Linked DNA regions of Mus musculus: region 2 is linked to region 1. Evidence: chromatin loops called from intact Hi-C (ENCODE). Cell type or tissue: left cerebral cortex. All regions are shown on one strand.

The links. A loop is a pair of places that touch in the nucleus more often than their neighbours do. Peaks named below come from ENCODE experiments on the same cell type or tissue, not always from the same donor. Only the 100,000 strongest peaks of a DNase experiment are listed, where the experiment ranks them.
Region 2: a loop joins it to region 1, with 9 times the contacts of the local background. A loop is called at or near these places in 6 of 42 quality-filtered maps.

The regions. Positions count from the first base shown.
Region 1 is chr16:59,679,492-59,687,491 of GRCm38, forward strand. Epha6 (Eph receptor A6) reads right to left here. Exons shown (of 18, transcript NM_007938.2): 15 at 3,118-3,267. Among named protein-coding and RNA genes, the nearest start is that of Arl6, 44 kb to the left of the region's middle. In left cerebral cortex, a CTCF peak has its summit at 4,112 (motif pointing right); DNase peaks (open chromatin) are centred at 4,156, 4,634, 5,374, 5,772 and 2 more places; H3K27ac peaks cover 1,108 bases.
Region 2 is chr16:60,601,513-60,609,512 of GRCm38, forward strand. It overlaps Epha6 (Eph receptor A6), which reads right to left and starts at 4,019. Exons shown (of 18, transcript NM_007938.2): 1 at 3,352-4,019. The coding sequence starts at 3,736. Gm9017 (a long non-coding RNA gene) reads left to right here and starts at 5,204. Exons shown (of 3, transcript XR_384917.4): 1 at 5,204-5,318; 2 at 7,520-7,592. In left cerebral cortex, CTCF peaks have their summits at 3,715 and 4,999; DNase peaks (open chromatin) are centred at 3,223, 3,792, 4,108, 4,960 and 1 more place; H3K4me3 peaks cover 5,408 bases; H3K27ac peaks cover 2,967 bases.

The DNA.
Region 1 (8,000 bases):
AGAGGAAGGTATTCATGAAACATAAAAGATTTTAGCTCATTCTGCTTCCATCTAGTAATGTGTAGATCCAAAGGCCTTAAGATTTGACTCCCCCAATTCAGCCCCCAAATCTACCCTCCCCCCTCAGACTCTTCCTTGAATATCCTTTGGTCACACACAGAAGACAGGGAAACCACGGCCACTGAGACCCTCCTTTGGCTCTGTGTGGAGAAAAAGTTCAGCCTGGTGTTGAGAACAAATGAGAACGGGCTTGGTGTCAGGTGATTCCTGGCTGTAGTATCCTCTCCTGCTCCAGATGGAGCCCATGTGGCCAAATGAGGCTTAATAGACAAAATCACTCTCTAAATGGTCATATTGGATGCTGATCATCAAGATCTATGGCCAGAACTGCTGGGCGAATTGTTGGGCACAATCCAGGCAGGAAGAGGCTGAAAGCAGGCTCTGGACCATTCTAGGCAACAATTAAGGACAATTTACATGGCCGTCTGAGTTGAAATGGCACAATTGGGCCATTCCCCATAGAAGCTGCCTCCCTAAGCAATCTGTCTTGTGGTCTGGCATCCTCACTTGTACCTGCTCTGCTTTATGAAAATCCTGTCTACTTTTGGCAGCTCAGCAGAGATCGGGAGAAGGCTATACTGGAGAAGGGAGACCATGAGTCTTTTCTTTGCTATCAGCATCTCCTCACAGATTATAAAATTACAGCATCTTATGATGAGAAGGCACATTGGGAAGACCTTAACTCATGTCTTTATTTTTTAATTAACTCATGAAACTGAGGCACTCTCAAAGTCTAAGCAGCTTACGTGACCGAATCAGAGTCCACATCAGCATGGCTATGCTTGCCAAATCTGTGCCTGCAATGGGTCCCAGGAGGAAAGAAATTCTAGGGATCAGGAAACTCAAGAAATGGCTCTTCCTCTTGGTCAGCCTTCTATTAGAATGGCTCCCTCTGGGTGTCTAATAAGAAGGACTAATTAGGACTCTTATTGCTTTAAGTGAATGACTTTCATGAGAGAGTCTCATAAAATAAATCAAATCCAAGCCCGGAGGGTCTTATCTTCCTCATTTGTCTTATTCCCATTAGTGTCAGGCCACATATTATACTTTTGCTTATTTATTTCATTTCTAGTCTTTCTCCTAACTGTTCAGACAGGGACTCTACAGGGGCAGGAGATCACCAGTCCCAAACAGGAAGCTGTGTGAACTCAAACAAACCAACATACAAGTCACAGTCATTCCTTGCTTTCCTCGGCCATGGCCATGGCTTGTTATAAAAGTTTACCACGGCTGCAATCTAAAAGCGCGAAGAACCCATTATCGCGAGACTCTAGACAAGAAGCAGTGCTGAAGAGAAATCGATTCTGGGATTGCTGGGATGGATTAGTTTACCCTCGACAGAATACATATGAGAGCAATGCGTCAGGGTTAAAGTGGGTATTATAGTGACGGAATTTGGGGCTTACAGGACGTAGCTACCTGGTTCTTAAGAAGTACAAATAAGCAACAAAAAATAAAACAAAAGCATAATCCAAAGTGGAGGCTCTGGTAGTAATGGAACAAGTTTCTAGTTGGAAGTTTAACTCAGGAAGTGCTGGAAAAGGCTTTTATGAATTGACATCCACTACAGACAAACAAACAAACAACAACCACCCCCCAAACAACAAAAAGGTTCAGTCACAGGGTGAGAGGCTCATTACATAAAACTCTCCTAGAGAATACAGAATTCTCGTCATGACACGGCTCTAAAATGCCCCAGTGATGGGTATGGTACAGAGGTTGCTGGCAATGCACACTGTGTGTTCCAGATGTTCCAGATGTTCTGGGGGACCCTGCTATCCCGGCTTTGTGTTTGACATTGTGCTTTCAAGCGCAATGACTGCTCATGTGGTCTTTTCCCTGCTGTTTTATAGGTATCCGGTGTTGGCATTCTCCATGATCAGTCAGTAGATTTCTAGACAGTGAAGCAGGACTCAGTTGCAAAAGCAATTCTCTATGTTAGTAGAAGCATCAATTGTGGCCAGAAATCTAACCACACTTATGCCTTTAGAATCCCAGCACTCAGGAGGCAGAGTCAGGTGGATCTCTTGGAGTTTGAGACCAGCCTGGTCTATGTAGTGAGTTCCAGGTCAACCAGAGTACATAGTGAGACCTGTCTGAAACAACAACAACAACAACAACAACAACAACAACAACAAAACAAATCTGTGAAACTGAAAGACTCTGTAGCTGTTGCACAACTACAAAAGGTGCAGAAACTGGAATCTGTACTAGAAAAATGTGAGGTGTGGAGGTTTGTAAGGGGGGGGGCTGTAAGTTTTTAGTTGGAGTAAAGAAATGTGATGCTACACTGGTTATGCTTCGTGTATGTTTAGGGATGATTTACAGTCCAGTAACTAGCTATCTTTGCATCTATGGACATTCAAAATCATATCAGTGTTTACTTCCAATCGCTATAGCTTTAGAAACCACAAGGTGCACTGGAGAAGGCAAGACAATTAACAGCCCTGGATTCTTAGACGAGGCCCACATTTGTCTGCTCTGACATCGCCCTCTTCCATTGTTGGAATGTCTGTTATTCTGATTACTGTCTCTATGACTGCAGGCAGATCATAGAGGCTACGTGTATGAACTATTCTGTTCTGTAATGTTATCAACCACAAATGTAATTGCTACAGATAAAACAACCAAAGGGAAAAAAAAAGATGACACGAAAGATTACGTATCTCAAAGGGACCTTGTGAGATGACATTTACTGATAGTGCCTTAAAGCATTCACTCTCCCTTGAAAGTCTAAATCTAGCTTAGGCTGGTTTGGACTTTGCAGTGGTACACGGAATTGCCCCACGGTTGAAATAAAAAGTCAATATTACTCTTTCTTTTGTTTAACTATAGGTAAGCAGTGCTGAGAGTGTTTCAGGTAAGATGTGTGCCCAGCATGGAACAAAGCCCAGCTCACCCAGTCAACTAGGGCTAGAATCTTCTGCATATTCTCAGGTCCCTTCTCCCTCTAGTCTCCTATGAAACTGTCAGCAAGACAAGGGTTAACCTGAGAGAGAATTGAAAGAGAGGGATGTTCCCCATCTCACAAAATGGCAGAAGTGTCCAGGTACTTACATCCTGGTTGGACATTTCCCAGTACGGTCTCTCTCCATAGGACATCACCTCCCACATGACAATCCCGTAGCTCCACGCGTCACTGGCTGAGGAGAACTTTCTGTAAGCAATAGCTTCTGGGGCTGTCCACCGTATAGGGATTTTCCCTCCCTGAAAAAACAAATAGGATATTTCTCAGATGGTTCCCAAGTATATTAAGACACAGGCACTCTGTTCAGAGGTCTCTTGTTTGCCTTTCCTAAGTGCTTGATAATACTGTTGACGCTTTAAATTAGAATAGAGAGCTTGGATAATGTTAAATGGCAGAAATTTCCCCCTGATAATTGTTATTCAGGAAAAAAAAAGCTTTCATGGGGGAAAAGTCTCATTTTAGAAGGATTTTATTTCATTCATTAGAGAAATTTATTTTTACTTTAGATTCACACAATTAAACACACTATTATGCCATTTGGAGAAAGTTCCAGATTATGGGACATTAAAAACTAAATGTTATTCAACACTCATTAAGCACTGTATTACGTTTATAAATAATAATGAGGCTAAAGCTCTATTCTAGTTGAAGACAAATGGTTAAACAGGCTGAATAGCCGGTACCAACTCCACATTTAAGAGGATGGAATTTTCTTGCTTTTCCTCAGCCTTGATTACATTTATTATTACTAATTTTTAAATCTTTGCCATGATACAAAATCAGAGGTGTATAAAAAGTTCTATTTTTCACCCGTTAAGGTACATTGCATCTTTTCCTTCAGTGTTCAAGTTTATGTCTGAACATCATAAAAAGATTAAATTGCACAAATTTATACTGCTTAGATGCTAACATCTGTCATTGTGTTATACTTAACTTTTATTAACATTTATTACATTTTATCTGTTGAAACACTCTGTAAATCCCATTTTACTGTGATGACAAGAATAAAACAATTCATCCATTCAATTTGTAGTAATCTCCGAATTGCCATGTTGCACAGATGTGGCGACCCTTGTGCCACTAGATGGCGGTAGAGAACAAGAAGCGGGTCCATCTAACTCAAACCGGGGAGATAGGCTTCAGTTCCAACAAAATTATTTTCATCAGTCAGAACCCGCCACTGTGGGACTGTTTCAACATCATCAGCATTTTCATGCGCACAGCATCTGAGCTCGCAATGTGCACAAAATCTGTGTTAAGGGAAGTGTGGGGGAGGAGCAGAGAATAAAGTCTGTATTTTCTTTCATCATTGATGAATTTATGGGTTGGGAAACATCTATTAAAGGTGAAAATCTCCAGTACTATAATCCTTAATTATTTAACAATTGAAACACGATGAACTTCAAGCGAAAAAAAGATTCATCTGAAGTTGGAACAATTTAGGCTTCATAAGGCAAATGAGAGAATTAGCGAAACCCTCACTTCAGAGATGTCTGGAGGGGATTGTTAGGACCCTTGGGAAAACAACTTAAATCCAGTCCTCTGCTTTTACAGGTGAGTGAGATGTTCAGAGATGAAGAATTAGTATCTGAAGTCTACTTGTGTAGCCACACGATGAGATGATGGGGCCTTGCTAGAGACACGAAAATACTTCAGCTGCAGAGTTGGGTACATAACTGATTTTAATATTTTAACATGATATATTGTAGTCATCTATCATGGCAGCAGCTTGGACAGGAGCCTAACGCCTAGGTTTTCCGTGCTTTAGGGGGCATAGGTCTTTTAAAAACCTTGTAATAAGGACTAGAAAATTACATTTATGAAGTTAGTGAAAGCAATGTAACTGGGTGGGTAGGTGGAGGGCAGGAAAGGGGAAAGGTGTCATTATTTTTATTTTTTTCCTTAAGCTTCTCACACAAGCCACGTGTGAAAGAGACTGTGGAGTCTAAGCCACCTCTCCACACCCCCATCCCCAAAGATTCGATCTTTAACATAATTTAAGTTTGCCAGAAAAACAAACAAACAAACAACAATCACACAGCACCCACAGTTAAGTGAATTCTACACAAATACCAAATACTTGTTCTTTATTTTTTTTTAAGGGTAAATATACCCCATGATGGAGTTTTATGGAATGGTGTGTCCCAATTATCAAATGAGGTTAGCATTTGCCATAAATGAATAAATCAACCATCTTTTTTTTTCTTCTGTAGTTGAAATATGCACCCTATATTTTGATTTGTTAAATTTGGCAAGTCCTAGTCAAATGTACTGAGAATACGATGTTGTAAGCATGCTGTCCCTGAACATTCAGGAACATTCTAAGGCAGCTGGTATGATCACACCTACTCTCCTGCCCCTGTGTTAAGTCTCAGTGTATTCCTTGAAATACTGCAAAGCCACAGCTAACCGAGACTTCATGTTCAATTTACCTATTGTCTCATAAATAATATCCTTATCCAAGTGATTTGCAGATTCATATAAATTTGTATATCAGACAACGTTCACATGGAAAGGTGAATTTTATCAGTTTTCTTCTTGAGATTTTTTTTTCTCTTCTCCCTAAAGGGAAGATATTAAAGACATTTGACAAGCCACATTGCTACCTGTTGTGAACGGCATTCATTCTAAATTCACCCATGGAAGCCCTAACTCACTGTGTGACTATATTAAAAGAGACTTAGAAGAGAAATTCAGGTTAAATCAAGCCATAAAAGTATAACCCAATACGACTGGTGTCCCCACAGGGGGATGCAGATACAGCAAAGACTCTGCAGGCACAGAGAAAAGGCCATGTGGGGACATGCTTGGGAAGGAGCCAGCTGCCTGTGAGCTGGAGAAGCTTCCAGAAGAGCCTCACTTGCTGACATCTTGGTCTTGGACGCCAGAACGAACTACAAAGAATACATTTCTGGTGTTTAGGACACCCAGTTGGTGGTATTTTCTCATGGCAACTCTGGCAGACTAATTGTTACACGACCCCAATAAAAAAAATGAACCTTGTTCAATACTTGTTCAAATGAACACCACTGAAAAATGAACAGTATATCTTTATTTCAAATTCTTTGCCTAGTGTTGTCTGGAAATGGAAAGTGTAAGCCAGAATAATCTTAAAATAATATACAGGGGAAAATGGGACAGACGTTTAATGTGGAAAACATAATTTTAAGTAACAAAATGCATAAATCTAATAGTGGGCAGAAACTGGGACGCTTCTGAGCTCACATGCGACAGAGATAAGGAGACGTGCAATGCATATTTTCTTCTTCTGATGAAGAATACTAAATATAGTTTATTTCTAGTTGTAACATGAGGGAAAAGGGATGGGAGCCTTAAGCCTTGGGCACCGTTTCCAATTCTTACATTAAAAGAAGTAGAAGTATCTTTTGTATGCATGTACAGTGTGTTTATATAGTGTGTAGATGTGTTTGCATGCTTGCATGTGTGTGAGAGAGTGAGGGTGCTCATGTGCCGTAGCACATGTGGGGAGCATCCGTGTGGAGGTCAGAGAACAAACTCAGGCATCAGCCCCCACCTTCCATGTTGTTTAAGGCAGGCTCTCTTTGTTGTTTGGTGATGTACAGCTGCAGTCAGGTCCCTGGCTCCCAAGCTTCTGGGGTGCATCCTGTCTCTACCTCCCATCTCACTGTAGGTGTGGATTACATATGTATGCTGCCTTACATAGCTTTATGTGTATCCTGGGGATTGAGATTCAGGTCCTCTGAGTCCTCTGAAGAGACCCCTTCCCCCTGGCTCCCATCCTTTTAATAAAATGGACTAACTTACACTGTGGATTAATCTTGTCTACATGTTTTCACCCCTGAGCACTGAAGTGCTTTTTTTTTTTTTGGTCTTTCATGTTTTCTGTTATTTCAGGAAGCTCTAACCACCAGATGCTTGCTTCAGGTTGCAGGAATGAACAAATAGTATCATTCTTTAGATTTGAAACCACAATCATGGCTAGTTGTTTTCACCATATGGTTAGTGAGCCAGAGAAGAAAGGATGCTAATCAAAGGGACTAGCCGGGATCCAGAAACATTTTCGCTACTGATTCCTCTCTTACATAGCAAGCTTAATCACTGAGGAACAAAGAGGGGACAGGAAGTCAGAGACACTGAGGCTACTGAAACTATCACTAGGGAAGATTTTTACCCTGTTTTCCAAATTATATTCAAAGCTTGTTACCCAACAAGTAGGTAGTGTGCTGCGGATGTAAAGGTGAGGATGTAACAGAATAAGGAGTCTGCACATGTGTATATGTGTGCATGTCCAGCACACCACAATGCAGCTATATTCAGATCTATTTCACATCTAAATTTTAGAACGTAGGGCTGTTCTCGCAAGAGACCAGTTAATAGATAGGTAGTAAAATCACAAAGACTTAATACTAAAATCTAACAAAAAATGATCCAGAGAAAGCAAAGACATTTGAAAAAAATCCTCCATTTCTCATTCATTGGAATTGATCATTTTAACCCAAAGAAAAAAGATTTCGAATGGACAATAAGTTCTTTGGAAGCTTTCCTTTTCTTATAAATCTGTCTTTGAAGTCTTGAGACTCTAAAGATTCAGCATCACAGAACAGTCAAATACCCAGTAAATGTATGGGAAAATGTTGAGCATCTTTAGTTATCAGAAAAAGGCAAATCAAAATTACAAGGAGGTTTTATCTCACCATAATCAGAATGGCTATCATCAAGAGAGAAAACTACAAATGCTAAATGAGAGAGAGGGAAAGGAACTTTTATTCAGTCTGGTAGGAAAGTAAATTTAGTCCCTATGGAAATCAGTAAAAACAAACAAATTAACAAGCAAACTAAAATGAGCTACCACATGATATAGCCACAGTGCTTGTAGTTATATTCTTGAAGTCTCAGTTATTGCACCACAGGGATTCTCTCACATTCACGCTTATTGGAGGATTATTCACAATAGCCCAATCAGAGAATCAGCCCAGGTTCCCATCAACAG
Region 2 (8,000 bases), 920 kb after region 1:
GTGTGCCATGGCTACCTGGTACTTGTGTTTGTCCAGGATTGTCTGGAAACTAGTCATATCACACATCGGGGATAATAAAATAAATTCACTCTTTCATGTAGCCAAACAAGTTGACTGAATGAATCATTTTGCATGCAATTGATTATTTTTATAAACATGAGCACCCCAAGAGATGTATCAACTCATTCAGACTACAAAGGAGAGTAATCTTTGAATAAATAGACCCCTGATGGCCAGTAGCCACTATAATTGATTATACTTGCTTAACTTACAGAGGAAGCAAGCTTGGTTTTATATTCACTAGTAAATAGATACAAGTATATATATATATATATATATATATATATATATATATATATACACTCAGAGATTAAAATGCAAGTTTTAAATAAAAATTGCTGATACCTCGAAAATACTGTGATTTTTAAATACAAGAGAAAATAGTGGCATATGAAAGACAGTCCAATACAAATCATGTTTCTGCTTAATCAGACGATGTGATATGGGAAGAAACATTACTTTCATATTGATTCAAAGAGCAATGGGTAATAGAAAGAAAGATTCAATCTGATTTATTTTGTCTTTACAGCACAGAGCTCTACAGTCAGTTTAAAGGCAGGAAGCCTTCTCTGTAGGGAGGTTTCCCTTAGGTTGATCTGAAGAGGGAGGTAGTTCAGTTCTCTTCAGCATCATTGACTCTGACTTAGTATGGAAGATGGGGTAGGAGGTCAGAGGGTGAATCCAATCTATTCATCCATGAAGGATTTTATATATAATCATTTGGTAAAAATAGACACAGAGCAATGACATTTCATTTCGTGAATGTCCTTAATCACGAATGAAGGTTATAGAAAAATGAAAACTTGCTCTATATAAAATAGGCTTCAAAACTAAAATCTTAATAAAATTATGAGCAATGTGAAAAGTATTTGCTGAAAACTAAGTATTAATCACATATCTGACATTTATGTTTATATCTATTACCACTAAATGTAAATTTTACGTCTATCATTTTGTGCTGTTCATATAATTCTGCAACATTCTACATTTAAATAGACAAGCATTAATGTTCAATTTGCTGTCTCTTTATGAAATTATAGGTTAACAAACTTACTCTAAAGTACTCAGAAGAGCAGTATATAGAAGGCTAATAATTTATCACTCATTTGTATGATTATTTTAATATTTGAGTGTTCTCTTAAGTTTGCCAGGCAAAATCTCTAATCACTATAATATTACAAATAACCATTTATTCCTGATAAAAAAATATGATCATATTTTGTAACTTCGCATTAGAGAACAATCCCAATTTTATCCAACTTTATTTTTGAGTACTAGTAAATTTATACTTGTATTTTAATGCATTACTACAAATTCAAGTTAACAGTTTTATCTGGTGATACCTAATAGCCAGTTTTAGTTGATGGGATAGCTGAGAAATACTCCCAACCATTAAGTTAAGCTAGTTGAAACAAGCACTATGTTTCAGATGTTTCCTATTTACTTTAGGTTTAAAAATCATTAAATTTCACTAAGACAAAGAAGGAAATAAAAAAATTACTCTAAGAGGTTAGGAAACTCCACAACTAGGCTTTTGCATTTGATATAAATATCTGTAATGTGATCGTTCGGCACGGCATGCTTCAGTAGAATGGTGCTTTATTTGGGGGATGTTCATATGTGTTTTATTTGTCTGCATCCAGCCAGGGCCTAGGATTGATGCTGACTTACTTAGGTACTACAGGCATTAACTATCAAGGAAATCCTAGGCTGGAATCACTTCAAACTTTGTAGTAAACTTGAATCTCATAGTACACACATGTTTAATTCCGGTAGTTGACAGTTCTAGTATTAAAATATATCTGATGTCCTCACTCTTAAAAATTGTTTCCTTTCAAATGAAAGGGCAAGTAAATAATTTCAGGTTATTTTTTTTAAACTCTTTGTATTTTCACAGGAGTCAACTAAACTACTTCTGGGTAATTAATACCAATAATCCAAATGAGGGATGCAGTCTGAAGAGAGTGGAATTATAACTGTCACTTATGTGACATGTCAAACTCACAGGGATAACGTTTTTTTTTTTTTTTTTTTTTTTTTTTTTTTTTTTTTTTACCAAAAGAAAAATTGTGATTGCATTTTGTCAGATAAAAAGTAATAAGTAAAACACATCAATAGTATTGCTTATAAACAGGAACATCTGGATAACTATTTCCTTTCTAGATAAAATAATATGGCCATACGCGAGTATAACAAAAGTAAGCCTTCGATGTTTGGCTTGTCTTCCCTCAACCTCCTACCTATCACACACAAAGCACACTATAATCTGACCTCTATTTGTACTTTCAGCTAATGTTCTCTAGAACATTACACATAGATCTTCCATAATAAATGGAAAACGTAACTGATCAACACTGTATTACATTTGAAGTCTGTGTAGAGAGTCTTTGCTAACAGGTGACATATTGGTGATCCTACCGTATCAGTGAGAGCATCCAGCCAGGTACCTGCTGGAAAACTTTTATGGCTGTTTGATACCTAGTGTAAAATCAATCAAGAACATGCAGGTAATGTTTTCTATATCTTTAAACATGCATAGCAGGGATCAAAATAGATACATCTCATGGAAGACTGAGTGGAAGTAAAGAAAATATTCAAATATTTTACATGCTTCTCATCATTTTTTTCCCTCACACAATGTTTGCCTTCCTCTTTCCACTATCCACTGATAAAGTCCTCTAAAAATTGGACAGCAACTAGACTTTATGAATCGATTATTCATAACTTGGAATTTCAGATTTAACACTTGTTTGCCCAGTTCTTTCAGAAGAGAGAAGCACTAACAGCGATCCGTGAGCATCTGTTCTATGGATATTTTCACGAAGTAAATGGTAGAGTTCAGAAACTAAGATAGGGTAAGGTCGACCCATAGTTACTGGAGGAAAACAGGCTGATCATTGGTTACAGGTGTATAGAAAAAAGTCATGACCTTTTTTTTGTAATCTGCTGTGGAAGAGAATCCACACGTTGCCATTTAGTGAAAGATCTCCATGAAGCAGTTAGGTCTGTGCCATGAAGCTTGACCTCCAGTGGAGACTGCGCAAGTGGGAGCAATCAGGCAACTGCCAGGAAGGAACCCAAGTGCTGAGGATGTCTGAGCTTCAGAAAGAATTCAAGAGACTGAAGAGATCAAAGCCCCAGGGGCCCGCTGGACCCGGGTGGTCTAATCAGGGCTCCCTGGAACTCAGAGTGTGGCAAGTCCAGAGGAGCTGACCCAGGGACAAAGTTACCTGCAGTAGTGGACAAGTGTACTCGGGGCACCCTCCTCCAACCCTTCTGTTTGTCCCTTACCTTGGTTGGAGACGTGACTGCAGTCGCCGGTCCAAGCCGTTAGCAGGGGCAAGAAGAAACCAAATTGCAAAAGAAATTCCCGGACTTCGCAGCCCCCCATGGCTCTGGTTGGTTCTCTTCTCCTCCTTAAAAAGAAGTGGCAGCAGCGCAGCCAGGTGTTCCTAGTAGCGTGGGGGTCCTGAACCAAGCTCTCTTCTTCTTCCTCCTCCTCCTCTTCCTCCTCCACCCGGTCCGCAGGGGAAGTCCCGGGGCGCCCCCCGCGCGAGGCCCGGTGCGCAGGGCACGAGGGTCCAGGCTGCCCAGGTGCTGGAGCAGCTGCTTGCGGGGACGATGCTGCCTGCGCCGCCGGGGAGCTCCTGGCGGCTGGAGGCGAGGGGAATTGCATCCACCACCGTGTCCCGCTCGAGCGAGGACTATTCACTTGGGCCCAGGAGAGCGCGCGCGCAAGAGCGAGCTCAGGCTCTAGTTTGGGGGAGGGGATGGTGGACGGGGGAGGGTGGCTCTAGGCCGGTACTGGGGATGGGTAGGGACGTTTGGACGGGTAGTGAAGGTGCAGTTCTGGGGACCCAAGTGCTCTCTGCATCCAAGTGGGCACTTACAGACCCCAGAGCAGAGGAGGCACAGCAGATAGTAAGGGTAGTCTGGGCATCCAGAACTTTCATGTGTCTGGTGTCTGGGAAACCCAGCGACTGAGGCTCAGCGGGATCTCAAGTGGTCCCTGGGAGGGGCGGACTGAGCACTCAGCCTCTTGACTGAGTAGCCTGGGCTGAGTGTCGCCTCGTGACCACCGACTCGGCGGCATCTGCGCCGCCCCCCTCGGCCGTAGCAGCTGTTTATTGGGTATCACGGAAGCTACCTTAGTCCCCCAAGCACTTGCGTCCCCCCTCCCCCATGTAACGATGTGCTCTCAGCTCTGGACACCACCTTTCCCTTGGAGACATTTCTGCTACCAGAAAGGGTGAGGGTTGCAGGTCAGCGCTCCTGGCCCCGGGGCACAGCTTGGCGAAGGTAGTGGTCAGCCCTGACGTGTCTGAGTGCTAGCCTCCCAAACTTGGCCACCGAGGTTTGTGGCCACCTCTCCCGTTCTGAGTCCTTGGAAAGCATAGGGAGAGAAGAGGCTACAGAGAGGAGTCACTGAGCGCTGGAAGTCTACTGGTGCCTGGCGCCTTGGCTTCCCCAAGTCTTAGCATTCCGCATAAGGTGGTGACTTCGCCATGGAGGTCATTAGCATCTTCATAGCAGCTTTGGTGCGGGGCTTCCAGGGGCCTGGATAAGTCTGCCTTTCCGCGGTGGCGTCGGGCTAGAAGCTGGGAGCAGCCCAAGGTCTGAGCAGTGCGTGGTCAAGTCCAAGGCAGCCCGCGGGGGCCGGTGCGCTCTCCTTGCTCCGGATGCCCCTTCTCAATACCCTGTCTCCCAGGTCCGGGCTCTCCTAAGCCGGTTCACTGGCTACTTACTTGGTGGGACCCCGCCCTGGGCCGAGGCACGGGACTAGCTGATGGGAAGTGGTGTTGCCACCTGCAGTCTCCAAGCTGTCGCCCTGCTGCCGGCCGAGAGGGGTGCGTGGAGGGCAGGGCCCTAGAGCTCTGCTGAGCTCGGTGGAGCCGAGCGATCTCCCGTCTGACAGCAGCTGTGGCTCGGGTGCAGCCAATTCGGCGCTAGAGGGGGTTAGTAGACAACAAAAATTCCTCCACTGCTCGCAGGTGGAAGAGCAGGCTAAACCTGCGGAAAAAGCTGAAGGATGCTTTCAGGTTAAACTTACAATGTTTGTTAAGGCGCTTATCACTGGCGTTGGATTTTCTGTAGTGTATTTGTTAACATTATTATCGTTTTCTTTATTGAAGAGGAGCAGATTATCAAGCCTGAGTAAGGCTTTTTTTTCTTTTTCTTTTTCTTTCTTCAATAGCACTAGGAAGGGTTTTTGATGACGCTGGAGAAAAGTGAAGCGAATTTCAGAGGATAATTTTCAGGTGGGTGGAGGGTTCAGGTCGGGAATAGTTGTGACAGGAACCTTAAATGTTGTAGGTCTAGGGTCAACGTTTTACCAGGAATGCTGGAAATGAAAGCAGGGTTTCCTCGGATTTCCGCGCTGCTCAGTGCTGTTTGTGGCTCGGATCCTAGTTTAAGGATTTCAGTCCATGCCTTACAGTCAATCAGAAGGAAAGAGAGAGGAGCAAGGAAAGCTCAGAATCCAAAAGAGTAATGAAACGTGCAAGTGGGAACCACAGGGTAATGACACTTTCTGATTGGTGGCTACTCTCACGCTCATTATGAATTCATACACAGCTTGTTTTCAAAGATGTCCATGCCAATTTAAATGCGTGCAAATCACACCTACAAAGATGGAGTTCCTATACTCGTGTTTACAGTAGGGTAATCTGATTTCACTACTCATATTTCCAGTGTTACTGATACTAACTAATGACATAGGTGCTTGTAAATTCAATTTAGTTTACTCACTCAGGTGTAAGGTAAAACTCTACATGAGTGCAGCACCTGGCATTCTGCCTATCTAATGATTTCAGAGTGTATAACGAATATGTTGGTGGACTGATGATAAATCATAATTCTTTTGTACATTTGCTCAGTGGAAAAATGAACATAATATCAGTATCACATTTATAAATGAACATCTAAACTCAAGCTTTCGTGTTTTATTTGAATGGTAAATTTGAAAGAGTTGGTTATAAACAATTGAACTGTAAGAAGCTTTTCTAAAAATCATATTAAATGGGAGTGATTCTAATGAAAAGAAAACGAAGAAAGGAAAAGAAGAAAAACAAAGGTGTGTGTCACTTCCCAAGTCTCAAGCTCAATTGCACAGCAAAATGCAATGTATGAAACAGAAGTTTCAACATAACTCTGACATTTGAGGGAACTGAACTTCTCCTGTATCAGCTGTTTGCCTTGTCTGAATTATTTGTTTAAATACGCCATGGTAGAGCGTCACAGAATATGTATTGTGTATGCAGATGATGACTGTCTTATTAATTTTAGCTTTTTAAGAAAAAAAACTTCAGGATTAAGCACCTGTCATATGTTTAGAAATACTCTGATACTGTCTCTTACTGTTTTTTTTTTTTCAGAGATAAAGACATGGTAGTTTTTGTCATGACCATTGATCATAGACAGTCTTAAGGACATTCTTTTAATAGAAGAGTGAGCCATGACTTGGAGTCTGTCTATTAATTCCAACTTGGTAGTAACATTTTTTAAATAAATCAATTTGTCCATTTCTATCCTCACCAAGTATACATACATGTATTACATTCTAAAGGTTCCTTACCAAGAATATATACATATATACATTCTAAAGGTTCCTTACCAAGTATACATACATGTATACATTCTAAAGTTTTTTTTTTTCCATATGCCGACTTTTCTCCTCTCGGGGGAGAGTTAATGGTAAACTATTTTGTATGAATAAAAATAATGTGCTTCATAAACCTGCCTTGGAGTACTCAGCCCTAAACTAGGTGGGACATCTACATCAAACTCCTCCTCTTAGAGGTCAATGAACCTGGTGGAGGAAGAGGCAGAGTATAAGAGCCAGAGGGGAAAGAGGGCACAGAGATAATAAGGCCCTCTCAACCAATATGAGCAGAACGCATAGGAACTCAGTGAGACCCCATGCAGCATGCATGGAGCCTCTGTGAATAGAGTGTGGCTTCTAGTTCAGTGTTTTGTTGAAATTCCTGAGGGTCTTGCTTCCTGTGTCATGTCCTAGGGCTCTTTTCCTTCTGCTGCTTTATCCAACTTTGATATGATGACTTTTTTGTATTATGTTATATTTTATTAGCACTTAAAAGCCTGTTTGCTCTCTAACAAGAGACAGAAATGGTGTAGGCCCAAATGGGAAGGGAGGTGGTGAGGAGTCCAAAAATCATGATATATTTATGTGAGAAAAAAATCTATTTTTCAATAAAATAAAAAGAAATCATCACTAGGAAAAACAGTCATGAGTATCCTATATGAACTAGATGAAATTGCAGGAAGTGGAGATCCACTTCTGTTTTGATATTTTGGCAGTGTTTTATATTTGCTGACATGTGACAGTTTCAAAATTATAAGCCGCTCAAAGAACCAGATGCAATATTCATGTAGATTTATCTGCACTTGTCTATTTGAATCATACCCATATTCATAAAAGCATTCATGTCCCATTTTTCAGAGCTATATTGTTCAGAATTCTTTTGTATTCCTTCAGAACATTGTTCTTCAAGATATATGGGATCGGGTTTCAGGTAAGAAATGATTAAATTTTTATTAAGTGAAAGATATATGACAAAAAATTCCAGCCCAACGATTCACTTAGTGTAGAAATAACAGCCTTCACAATGCCTATTGCTATTTGCTTTGTAAAATGATGAAAAGAGTGGAGATTTAACCTGCAATTAATTCCTCGAGGGAAAACAAGAAGGATTATGCTGTTTAATCCACAGCATGTTTCAAGGCTGGAGAAAGTCTCAAGTATGTTATTCTGGGAGAAAAGTAAATTAATCAATTTACACCAGTAATTTGCATTCTCTAAGGTCAAGAAAGAAGAAGCAAAAATAAAGAGTTCTGATCCTTAAAGATGTCACGAAATATCTGGTTTTAAGGGATTAAGTTTTCACTATGGATATACACAACTGAATGATACTTTTTACTGG